Regions from separate parts of the Mus musculus genome. Here region 1 is linked to region 2. A link is a contact called in ENCODE Hi-C or POLR2A ChIA-PET data. All regions are on one chromosome and are shown on one strand. Each heading gives the region's core, a stretch centred on a gene start or an enhancer-like site at or near the end of the contact. The rest is flanking DNA. Distances are from core to core; before and after follow the strand shown. Region 1 holds the start of Urgcp (upregulator of cell proliferation). Region 2 holds the start of Dbnl (drebrin-like).

Region 1 (5,520 bases), core at 835-3,334, 47 kb after region 2:
GACACTGCTCCCTGAGGGCTGGGACTGAAGGCCTGCACTACCACAGCCTGGCGGAAGAGGCTTCCTTTTGCACATCAATTTAGGTTTTTGTTTTGTTTTGTTTTGTTTTTTTTTGGGGGGGGGGGTGTTCAAGACAGGGTTTCTCTGTGTAGCCCTGGCTGTCCTGGAACTCACTTTGTAGACCAGGCTGGCCTTGAACTCAGAAATCCACCTGCCTGTGCCTCTGCCTCTGCCTCTGCCTCTGCCTCTGCCTCTGCCTCTGCCTCTGCCTCTGCCTCTGCCTCTGCCTCTGCCTCTGCCTCTGCCTCTGCCTCCCAAGTGCTGAGATTAAAGGCGAGGCCACCACCGCCCTGCTTGTTTTGGTTTTTTAAACTTGCTTTAGTCTGGCCTTCTCTAGTGGCGATCATTACTGCCTTGAATCCAGCCATTTATGATTGCCCAGTCCTCAACCTTTCTCACCCTTTCTTCTGGATTTGTACTTTGTATCGAACTTTCCATTTGTCAGCTTTCCTGGGTAGCTCTCTGATGTCTTCTGAACATCTCAAGTAATTGTTAGCTTTTGTTTTCCTGAAGAGGGCAAGAATGTCCAGAAGCACTGACTGGATTCAAGTACTGAAAGAGAACCTGTACTAAAGGAGTATTCATTTATTTAGCCCTCAGAGAAGAAGAGAATGAGGAGTGGTGGCCCTGGAGAGCTCCTGTCTTATCTGGGCAACTGTAGCTAGTAAGTAGGCAGAGCCCAGTTTCCAGCCTAGGTGTTCTGGTCGATGGGCAAATTGTTCAATTATCTCTTCGGTGCTTTATAATCTCTTTGGTGTTTAATATTCTTTTTTTTTAAGATTTATTTATTTTATTATCTGTAAATACACTGTAGCTGTCTTCAGACACTCCAGGAGAGGGCGTCAGATCTCATTACCGATGGTTGGGCGCCACCATGTGGTTGCTGGGATTTGAACTCAGGACCTCTGGAAGAGCATTCAGTGCTCTCAACCACTGAGCCATCTCTCCAGCCCGGTGTTTAATATTCTTAGTGGTGAAGAGAATACTATCTCAATGTTGGGCCCTGCCCCGCATGGTGGTGCACACTTTTAATCTCAGCACTCTGGAGAAAAAGCAGGCAGGTGGAACTCCATGAATTCAAGGCCATCCTGGTCTACACAGCAAGCTCTTGGCAGGACAGTGTTAAACAGAGAACCTGTCTCAATGAAAATAAAGAAAAAGAACTTGAAGGTAGGAAGGTGGGGAGGAGCTGGGAAGGGAAATTATAGTGACACATAGTTTGTATTTTTTTTCTCATTTTCTCAACAGTTCATTACTACCGTTTGATTTGATTTTACTGGTTATGAGTTCTGAAATGACATGATTGGACTAATGCTTTTATGTCACAGAAAGGAAAATGCACTGTATGAAAAAAATAAATTGAAAAAACAACTTAATGTGATAACACAAAAATGCCACCAGCAGTGGTTTGCACTGCATAGTCCAGAGTTTGTTTCTTTAAATTAGGTATTTTCTCTTAAAAGATATAATTTGTCTTTGAAACTAATTTAGCAGGGGCTGGAACCAAGCCTCAAAATTTTACATGCCTAAATATTCATAGCTTGTAGGTGATTCTGGGAAACCCCACTGCACAAGTTCTAAACTTTTTATTTCTATGTAATACAAGATAAGGCTTAATATACACACTTAAAAAAAAAGTGGGAAACCAGCTCAGAGGCCAACATTACTCCACCCCGCTGCGAACTAGTAGCAGGAGAGATGTTGTTTTCCTTTAGAACAGCAACACTGTACACCCCAGAGGTAGAGGAAAGTGCGTTTCTTACAGAAATTAACATCAGAATGCGGGGACTAGAGGGTGGTGTCCAGCAGTCTGGCAGCTGTCAGTGGCCCCAGGGCAGGTCTGGCTCCGCAGGTGAGTTCCAGCCTCCGGGCAGCGGGCCGGCCTGGCCGGTGGCTGCCGTAGGTAGTGCTCTGGGCCCAGGGCGTCCTCTCCCTCGCCCCAGGCGCCCGCCTGCCCTCCACTGAGCTCAGCCCACGGCGCCCGACGCCCTAACGGAGCGGGCGGGGGCGGCCTACAGGCCCCTCCCCGGCGCCCGGCGGCAGCCGCGCAAGCAGCGGAGGAGGCGGGAGCGCCCAGGCCGCTGCGCTCATGGCGTCGCCGGGGTGAGTGAGGCGCTCCGGGTGTGCGGGGGGCGCCTGTTGGGCGAGGGGCGGGCGGAACTGTGCGTGTCCACCACCCGGCGCCCCCTTGGCCTCGGCCGGACCCCGGCTGACTCTGTCCCGCCAGGTGCCTGTCCACGACCCGCGGCCTCCCCCGCCGACCTTGGGCGGTCGTAGCCGGGCCAGGGTCTCCCGGCAGGGCCGCGGGCAGGACCAGCCAGGACAGCGGCCGGTCAGGGCCGGAGAAACGGGTTCTGGAGAGGGGCAGCAAGGAAGCTGCGGGAGGGGACTCGGGGTCCTAGGGCTCGGCTGAGGCCGCAGAGCGGCTTAGCAGGCCTGACGTGTGTTTCTGGCGTTTAGACTTGCTTGCGTTGGAAGTTGATGCTTGGGTTCACAGTCATTAGGGGACATCCCCAGGCTGTCCCACGTCAGGGCAAGTGGGGCTCAGCTGGACTGGACCCTTGTCCAGAGTGAAAAAGCGGATTCGGGATCTAAGACTGCCTGTGTTGGGGTGGGGGTGGGGGTGCTTCTGTGGGATGGCTACACTTGTTCTGGTATTACCTCTTTCCTAGTGCTCGTTCTCTCTCCCAAATAGTGTTCTTAGGAAATTATATAGTGACACATAGTTTGTATTTTTTTCTCATTTTCTCAACAGTTCATTACTACCGTTTGATTTGATTTTACTGGTTATGAGATCTGAAATGACATGATTGGACTAATGCTTTTATGTCACAGAAAGGAAAATGGGTCTCAAGGTCATCGCTATAGGTGGTAAACATCTTTTTGACTGTACGCCATCATTCAGAGGGTCTCAGACCCAGTAGTACTGGTAGCAGCCCACGCTGTGTATCATTGCAGTTAGAAGACTTACAGGTGCAGGAGGACTTCTGGGGGAAGCATGTAGAAGTTAGCTCTCCCACAAAGGCAGACTTCACTATGCTAGGGAGTGATTTGGCTCGGTACAGTGGTCTGAATGAAGGTGAATGAAGCAATCTGAACTTGATCCAGGCCTGCAGGCGCCAGTCAGATCATGGGCAATTTCCACCTGCCTAATGCCTTTCTAGGCTCGAGGGCAAGCAGGCACTTCTGAGACCAGGCCTTTTTCAATGCCAGCTGGGTATCCAGTACTTTGAGCTCATAAGGAGAATAAACTGTGATCCATCCTGGGCAGGCCAGGCTTTGGACCCAGAGGGCCAAGGTCCCTCTACATTCTTGCCCAGCCTCATAGGAAAGTGTAAGGCAGTGTTTGAGCCTGTGGCAGCTGCCATTAGGCTTGTAAGACAGCTTAGTACATTTTGTGTCTAAACACACTGCTTTGTAGACAGGGGTTGGAGGAGGATCTCCTAGGATTAATAATTCTGTGTGCCTGGACCCACAGAATTATGGTATTGTCTGATAACAGAATAGTGTAATGCCTGAACCATGGTCTGTATATATAGGTGGTATTAATATTTGCGATTCTAGTTGTGAGTGATCCAATTAATTTGTAATATTAATAGTAATCTGTAATTTCCTAAGGGGTGTCTATTAACAAAACTGAGGTCACAAAACTTTTAGTATACTCCATTTAAGGAGAAATCTATGCTTACTTTGATATGCATACACTACTATATTAGGTGTTTTAGAGAGCAAATATAGATCAATACATGGCAGAAATGGAAGGAGCTGTTCTGGGGAGGGGTGTCTCTACATTTGATTTTTTTTTTTTTTTTTTTTTTTTTTTTTTTTTTTGCTAAGTAGCAGTGTCAGTGATCTATGATAGAACTAGAGAGGAAAGAAAAAAAAAACTCTTAACTTGTTTTGAGTACCTTACAGATGTGCTAGGCATAGTGTCAAAGAAAGAAAAGATGTGTTTGAGAGATGACCCATAATCCACTGTGTCTTGAGCTAAATAAATAGAAGAGAAGGCAGGGACCGTGGACTCTTTGCCTACCACTAAAGGGCATCTCCAGTCGGCCTCACCACAGCTGTCTCTGGGGGAATCTGGTAAGCATTGTAGAGGAGAGGACGCGACACAGTCCATCTGTCCATCTGGCCCCTTCTGAGCAGGTCCCACCCTTTACAGGTGGCCTAACCAGAAGCACTTTAGTTCAGTCCTCAGCACCACATAAACTAGGCTGTAATTCTAGCACTCTGGAGTAGAGGCCAGGTGATCAGATGGTCAGCACCATCCTCTGTTAGAAGACGTCAGCTTGGAATGCATGAGAACCTGTCTTAAAATAAAAATGAACTCTGGAATGTTACTGTCGGTTCTAACAGCACTTACGATTGCCCGCTGCCCAGAGGAAAGGCAGGGAGATGCCTGCCAGCCTTGCTCTCACTCCCACCTACAGAGATCTTCCTGTTTAGCCTTCTCTTTGATAGTTTGGGTTTCCTCTGTCAGCCATCTCTGCTCATCTCAATACAGATTCTGCATTTTCATGGCTATTTCTGTGGACTTAACTGTTGATTCACAATTCACATGTAGGTTTCTAGGAGTTTCTCTGTTCTTTGAAATATTGTATGCAGTGTTAGGGTGATGTTTATGGTCCTGGAAACAAAATCTAGCTATTGTTGGGCTCAAGACAAGGTATGACTATGTCACCCAGTCAGGCCTTGAATTCATGATCCTCCAGCTTTGGTCTCTGGAATGCTGGGATCGCTGGCCTTCTTTCTCCCTGTGCTCAAAAGCATTCTCATTCTTAGCAGGGTCGCAGGCCATCCTAGACTCCTAGACTGTGTGTGTGATGGGGTAGCGTGGAAGTTAAAGGAAACCTTACAGAGCAAATTCTTTCCTTCTGCCTTTATGGGAGCTCTGGAATAGAACTCAGGGAGCCAGGTTTGCACACAAACACCTTTCACATTTTCTGTAAGACCGTCTCTCTTAAAATACTAAAATACTAGTGTTGCTTTTCCTGTTATCTTGAGAGGGTTTCTTCTAAGACACCCAGCAAGTATCCGAAACTGGCTAACATCAAAGGATTTGAGACAGGGTCTCCGGGTCTCTTGTAGACTGGGCAGGCCTCAAACTCACTGCAGCTGAGGGTGACCTTGAAGTCCTGATTCTCTTGCCTCTATCTCCCTAGTACTTGGATAAGCACTAACATAGCCAGCTAATACAGCAAACCTTTAAACTTTTTTTTTTTTTTTTTTTTTTTTTTTTTTTTTTTTTTTTGGTTTTTCGAGGCAGGGTTTCTCTGTGTAGCCCCGGCTGTCCTGGAACTCACTCTGTAGACCAGACTGGCCTCGAACTCAGAAATCCACCTGCCTCTGCCTCCCAAGTGCTGGGATTAAAGGCGTGCTCCACCACGCCCGGCTTAAACTTTTTTTTAAAGATTTATTTATGTATATGAATGATTTGCTTGCATGTGTTTGTGTGCA
Region 2 (5,497 bases), core at 157-2,656:
CACCGTCTGCATACAGTACTGTAGGAAGCTGGGCAGTAGCATGGCTGCTGGGGCAGATGAACAGTGTATGGGGAAAGAGCAAGATCTGCACCCTCAGAAGGAACAATGGGTGGATGAGGCAGGACAATGTCAGACCAAGGTGGAGCAGATGATTCTAGTAGGAGGCTCAATGTGTGCTCGGGAGACAGACACAGGTGAGATCGTGGCCAACCTGGTCTACACAGTGAGTTCCAGGCCAGCCAGAGCTACACAGTCTCAAAAGCAAGCAAGCAAGCAAAGCAAGCAAGGTCAGTGAAGAGTTATAAGCATGGGTGAAGGGCACTGCTAGCTAGGTTGTGAGGTATTCCCCAAACAGTGATGGTTCTGAGACGACTAGAGGGCCAAAAGATAAAGAGGAGAGACAACACAGTAGAACAGAAGAGATGATTGGCCAGAGTTCTGCAATAGGGGAAGTCTCCAGGGAAGACTCAACACAGGCAAACTCAGTATAGCGCCCCTCAGTGCTGACCACAGGGTAGTGGTGGCCCCACCAGAACTCCAAAGTCCAGTTTGTGTTCCCCAGAATTTGTCCACCTGCCATACTCATCAGATGTCTGAGAAACTGAAGCACTAAAAACTGGCTAACGGAAGCATGTTAAGTAAACGGAAAGTGAAAGAGAATTACTATAGACTGGTATGCATGTAGCAGAAACCTAAGAGGGCTCAGCAGGGCCACTCCAGAAACTTCAGATCTAGTTCACAGTACTGTAATGGCTCCTGGGGTGGTGAAGGAAGGATGGAGCCTTTTCTCAAACAGGTGACAGGATCCCATTTTCAGTCCCAGAATCAGGGACCCAGACCTGTGACATCCTTGACTGAGCCCTGTGTGAGCTCATGACCTCAACCCACTGCTCACGCCGCTTTCAAGGTCTCTTCCTGAACTCAGGGTTTAGAAGACGTGGTTTCCGCCTTCCAGGGAGTTGGGGAACTGCGCGGGACCCCTTTGTCCAGTGAGGTCCCAGAAACGCAGAGCCTGGCGGAAAGCAGAAAGCACAACCAGGCAGAGATCTTCAGGGCAGAGCCGACCGACCACTAGGTGGCAGGGGAGAGGCCCGGGGGTACTCGCCGGGGGGACGGCGGTGGCGAGGGTGGGGTAGCATCTCGCTAGGCTTCAGGAAGGTGGACAGGTGATCCTGCAATACTACGGCTACGCCGCGACCTCCACCTTCCCGCTCTGGCGCCTCTCCGGCCCCGCCTTGCTGCCTACCAGTCGGTCGGGGATTTCTCGGTGACTACGCGCACGTAGGCCTCCTGCAGCGCCGGCCCGTTCCGGCTCAGGTTCACCGCCATGGCACGCCCCACGGTCCCCGCGATGCAGCAGCTTCAGCTTTCTGCCGGCCTCCAGTGACGGCCGGAAGCCCCGCCCCGGAGGCCGGAAGCCTCGCCTCTGACGTGCAGAAGCCGCGCCCAAGAGGCCGGAAGCGGAAGTGGAGAGAAGGCGAGCTAGGCTGAGGGTAAAGTTGAGGCGGGGTGCTGGTGAATGAAGATCCACGAGAGGCGGGCCTGCCCGTAGGTCCTCGTTCGTCCGCATCTGCAGGGCGTGGGCTCGATTTAGAGCTTCACGCTGGTTCGTCTCTCATTAGTTAATGTATTTTGTTTAAGAGCAAGCTGTATGCGCGCAGGCGCCTCGGAAATTTCATCTGATAGTCGGACATGATGGCTACGCCTTCAACCCCAGCCTAGCCCGGTGTACAGCGCAAGTTCCAGGATGGCGAGGGCTAGGCAGAGAAGCCCTGTTTGGAAAAACCAAAGAAGAAAAGGAAAAAAACATGAATCTGCTGTGTTAGGCGTAGAGGTACAAGCCTGTGATCCTAGCGCGCAACTGGCAGAGGCAGAAGCTTGAGTTCTAGCCCGGCCTGGGCATTGCCTAGATCTTCTAAATAAAGTAAAATGAAATATTTGATGTGATAGTGGGGTAATGAAGAGAACCTGCTTTGTGCTTCACTTCTATTTCCAGACAGTTGCCTGAACGTCCCTATGAGAGACCATACTCTGTTGTCGTAAACTAAAACGAACCCTTACTTCTCTAAACTGCTTTTAGCTAGGGCATTTTATCACAGCAACAGAAATGAAACTAGAACAGTGGGGGTCGAAGTTACATTTAAAATGTTGCAAGAATGGGGCTGGAAGTGTTGTTCGTGTATTTAATCTCAGCACTGGGGAGGCAGAGGCAAGCCTGGTCTACATAGTTGAGTTCCAGCCTATCTCAAAGACAAAAAAAGGGGTGGAGGGGCTGGAGAGATGGCTTGGTGGTTAAGAGCACTGACTGCTCTTCCAGGGGATCCAGGATTGATTCCTAGCACCTATGTGGCAGCTCACAACCCTCTGTAACTCCAGCCCTAGCCCTCATCTAGTCTCTGCTGGGACTAGGTATGGCCATGGTGCACTTAAACAATCACACAATATAAAAATAAGATGGGTGTGGTGGCACATGACTTCAATCCCTGAACCTGGGAAGCAAAGGCAGATAGATCTCTGAGTTTGAGTCCAGCCTGGTCTACATAGTGGATTACTGGCTATAAGTGAGTCCCTCTCTCAAAAAAGTATTAAAAAAGAAACTTCTGGCTGGGCAGTGGTGGCGCACGCCTTTAGTCCCAGCATTTGGGAGGCAGAAGCAGTTGGATTTCTGAGTTTAAGGCCAGCCTGGTCTACAGGGTGAGTTCCAGGGACAGCCAGAACTATACAGAGAAACCCTGTTCCGAAAACAAACAAAAACAAGAAGAAACTTCAGCTCCATCTAGCAAGCCCAAATCTTCCAAGAGAGGTTATTATGTGTGTGGTATATGCACATGGGCCAGGGTAGATGCATACTACTGTGCTGTTGGAGGCCAGAGGACAGTGTCAAGTATCCTGCTCTTTCATTATCCACCCTATTCCTTAGAGGCAGGTCTCTTACTGAGCCTGGAGCTAGGCTGGTAGGCAGCAAACCACAGTGATCCTCCTGTCTCCGCCGCTCCACAGTACTGATGCTATATACAGAGCCAAACCCAGCTCTTGAAGCAGTTGCTGGGTGTTTGAACTCAGGTCTTCAAGCTTGTGCGAAAAGTGCACTTTCCCACTGAGCCATCCCCACAGCCCCAACAGTCATTTATTTGTCACAGATCACTTAAACCAGTGTTCTCCACTTTCCTAATGCTGTGACTCGTTAATAGTTTCTCATGTTGTGTCCACCATCCATTAAAATTATCTCATTGCTACTTCATAACTGCAATGTTGCTACTGTTATGAATGGCACTGTACATATCTGATATATAGGATATCTGATATGCGACTCAAACGTGAAGAACCACCAACTTAACCCCATGCATCTCTCTGATCTCTAGGGTCCACCCAGGGGAAAAAAGGTCACATTACCCCACAGTTATCTTTACAGATCTGCTTGCTGTTCAGTTACTGACCTAGGACTGGGCTTGGAAGTATAATATATACATATGTGGGTGGCACGGACCACCCACACAATGGCTTATTTTCAAAATAAGACTTTTGACTCAAGAATCTTTCCCCTAGGTTGACCAGAGCCCGGGGAACATGATGTAGGTGGCCCTCCCTTCTCAGTGGCAGAGAACCCAAAGGATTTGCCTGAGCACAGACTGTGCAAATGGTCTAGCTGGTATACAAGCTCATTTTAGCTATGCAGTCAATTATAGAAAATTTACACTGGGACACCAGAGGGCCCAATTTTTACTCTTCCTCCTACTTATTCTCCAGTAGCAAGGACTGGCTTGGAGATTGTGTGGAGTTATAAACTACAATGCTTGAAAGATTTAAGTATGGATGCTTATAGCACTAATATACCATATTGGACCAGGCCTTTCCCCTCTGCTGGCCTCTAATGTGAAACTGCCCATTTCCTGGCTAGGTTATTATCTACAAAGTGCTGTGTGCTGCCAAGCTCAAGTATATGACTTCACATAACACATGGTGTTGCAACTTGGGAGGGAGCATGTTGTAACAGCTTTGCAGAACACTTCAGTAGAAAATCTTAAAAAGCAGAAATGTAAAGAGTAACTCTCAATAGGCTGAGAAGCAAGGAACAAAGACTAAGCCCCCAAAGAGACTGTGGTAAGGACATCTTAAATGTGTGCAAATATAGGACATTGCTGAAGTGCTGAGACCAGTACTCTCCCGGGCACTGGCTAACTTCTATTGTGGACAGTCGTATGTGGCTGAGGCTGGCCTTGAACCTCCTTCCTCCACTTCCTCCTGCATACTGAGGTTCTAGGTATGCATAACCATGCCCAGCTGAGTGCTTTTAAAGCAAACCAATCTCCTTTGGCTGATTCTCAAGTGTTAGATCTGCGGACTTCTTTCTCCTTGCTCTCAAACGCCTTATCTAGTCTTTTAGTGGCAGTTTTCTCTTCTCTCCACTTTCTGATTCACCAATCACTATTCCCTGGGAATAAACCAGCATTAAAATCAAATCAGAAGACTAAGTTAAGGTGTTATGGGTATACCTGTTCTCTCTTGGTATGGCCAGCCTGGACTATGTTGTAAGAGCTCATGTAAAAAACAAGACGACGGCGATGACCCTCTGTGGAGACTCTTTGGATCTCCTCCCTTTCTGTAGTCCTTTCTAGAAATTTCTTTCCTAGCCAGAAGACTTAAAACAAGAGGATTCAAGACCTACTCGGGCTACATAAAAATCCTTTCAAAAAAGCAATTCTTTTACACTCACAGATACACTCACTCTTATGTTTTCCTTGGTAATTAATCTCAAAGCTTTGAACTCTTAAGCTGTGTGCTTCACCAGAAAGCCAACAGAAGAAGCCAAGTAGTTAAAGACTAATCACATCTCTAAAGAACCTGGTAAGTAGGGACTAGATAGCTACAGTGTGCTCATATACATAAATAACTAAATCTTTTTTTTTTAAGATTTATTTATTGATTATATGTAAGTACACTGTAGCTGTCTTCAGACACTCCAGAAGAGGGAGTCAGATCTCGTTAGGGATGGTTATGAGCCACCATGTGGTTGCTGGGATTTGAACTCCGGACCTTCGGAAGAGCAGTCGGGTGCTCTTACCCACTGAGCCATCTCACCAGCCCAAACTAAATCTTAAAAAAAAAAAAAAAAAAAAAAAGGACCTGTTATGTTTATTTTCTTCTAAGAGAAAAAAAGGAAACTTAAATGTCAATTGTCACTTCTGAAGGAATGACCATTTTTATTACCATTTAAAGTCCCATTCCTTCCTTGTGTTCCAGTTTGTGAATGGCTTATGCTTGAATTTCACGTTAAGTTTCCAGTGGGAAGACGGTAGAGGAAGCCTCATTACATACACAAGCATAACCCGAATCTCCCCTTGTCTGAGAATCCCATTCTTCCTTGGGTGTTATGTGCTTTAAATGCCCCAATGCTCCTCGCTTGCTGTTTGCAGCATGGAGCACTATGGAGGAACGTGGCGGAAGATGGCTTTCAGGGGAGGCTGTTCCAATTTCTAGGAGCCTCCAGGACATAGTG

What was found. Hi-C counts contacts between places; a loop is a spot of excess contacts on that map. ChIA-PET counts read pairs that join two places held with the same protein, here RNA polymerase II (POLR2A).
Region 1: a map of left cerebral cortex shows a loop between it and region 2 (4-fold over the local background). The contact joins the promoter of Urgcp here to the promoter of Dbnl in region 2. A Hi-C loop is called at or near these places in 4 of 37 maps with a recorded cell type or tissue (gastrocnemius, heart and left cerebral cortex). POLR2A ChIA-PET finds 5 or more read pairs at or near these places in 4 of 5 experiments (Patski and embryonic stem cell).

The regions. Positions count from the first base shown.
Region 1 is chr11:5,737,740-5,743,259 of GRCm38, reverse strand. It overlaps Urgcp (upregulator of cell proliferation), which reads left to right and starts at 2,084. Exons shown (of 6, transcript NM_178623.3): 1 at 2,084-2,163. The coding sequence starts at 2,150.
Region 2 is chr11:5,784,392-5,789,888 of GRCm38, reverse strand. Dbnl (drebrin-like) reads right to left here and starts at 1,406. Exons shown (of 13, transcript NM_001146309.1): 1 at 1,247-1,406. The coding sequence starts at 1,329. Ube2d-ps (ubiquitin-conjugating enzyme E2D, pseudogene) reads right to left here. Exons shown (of 7, transcript NR_015577.1): 7 at 5,179-5,497.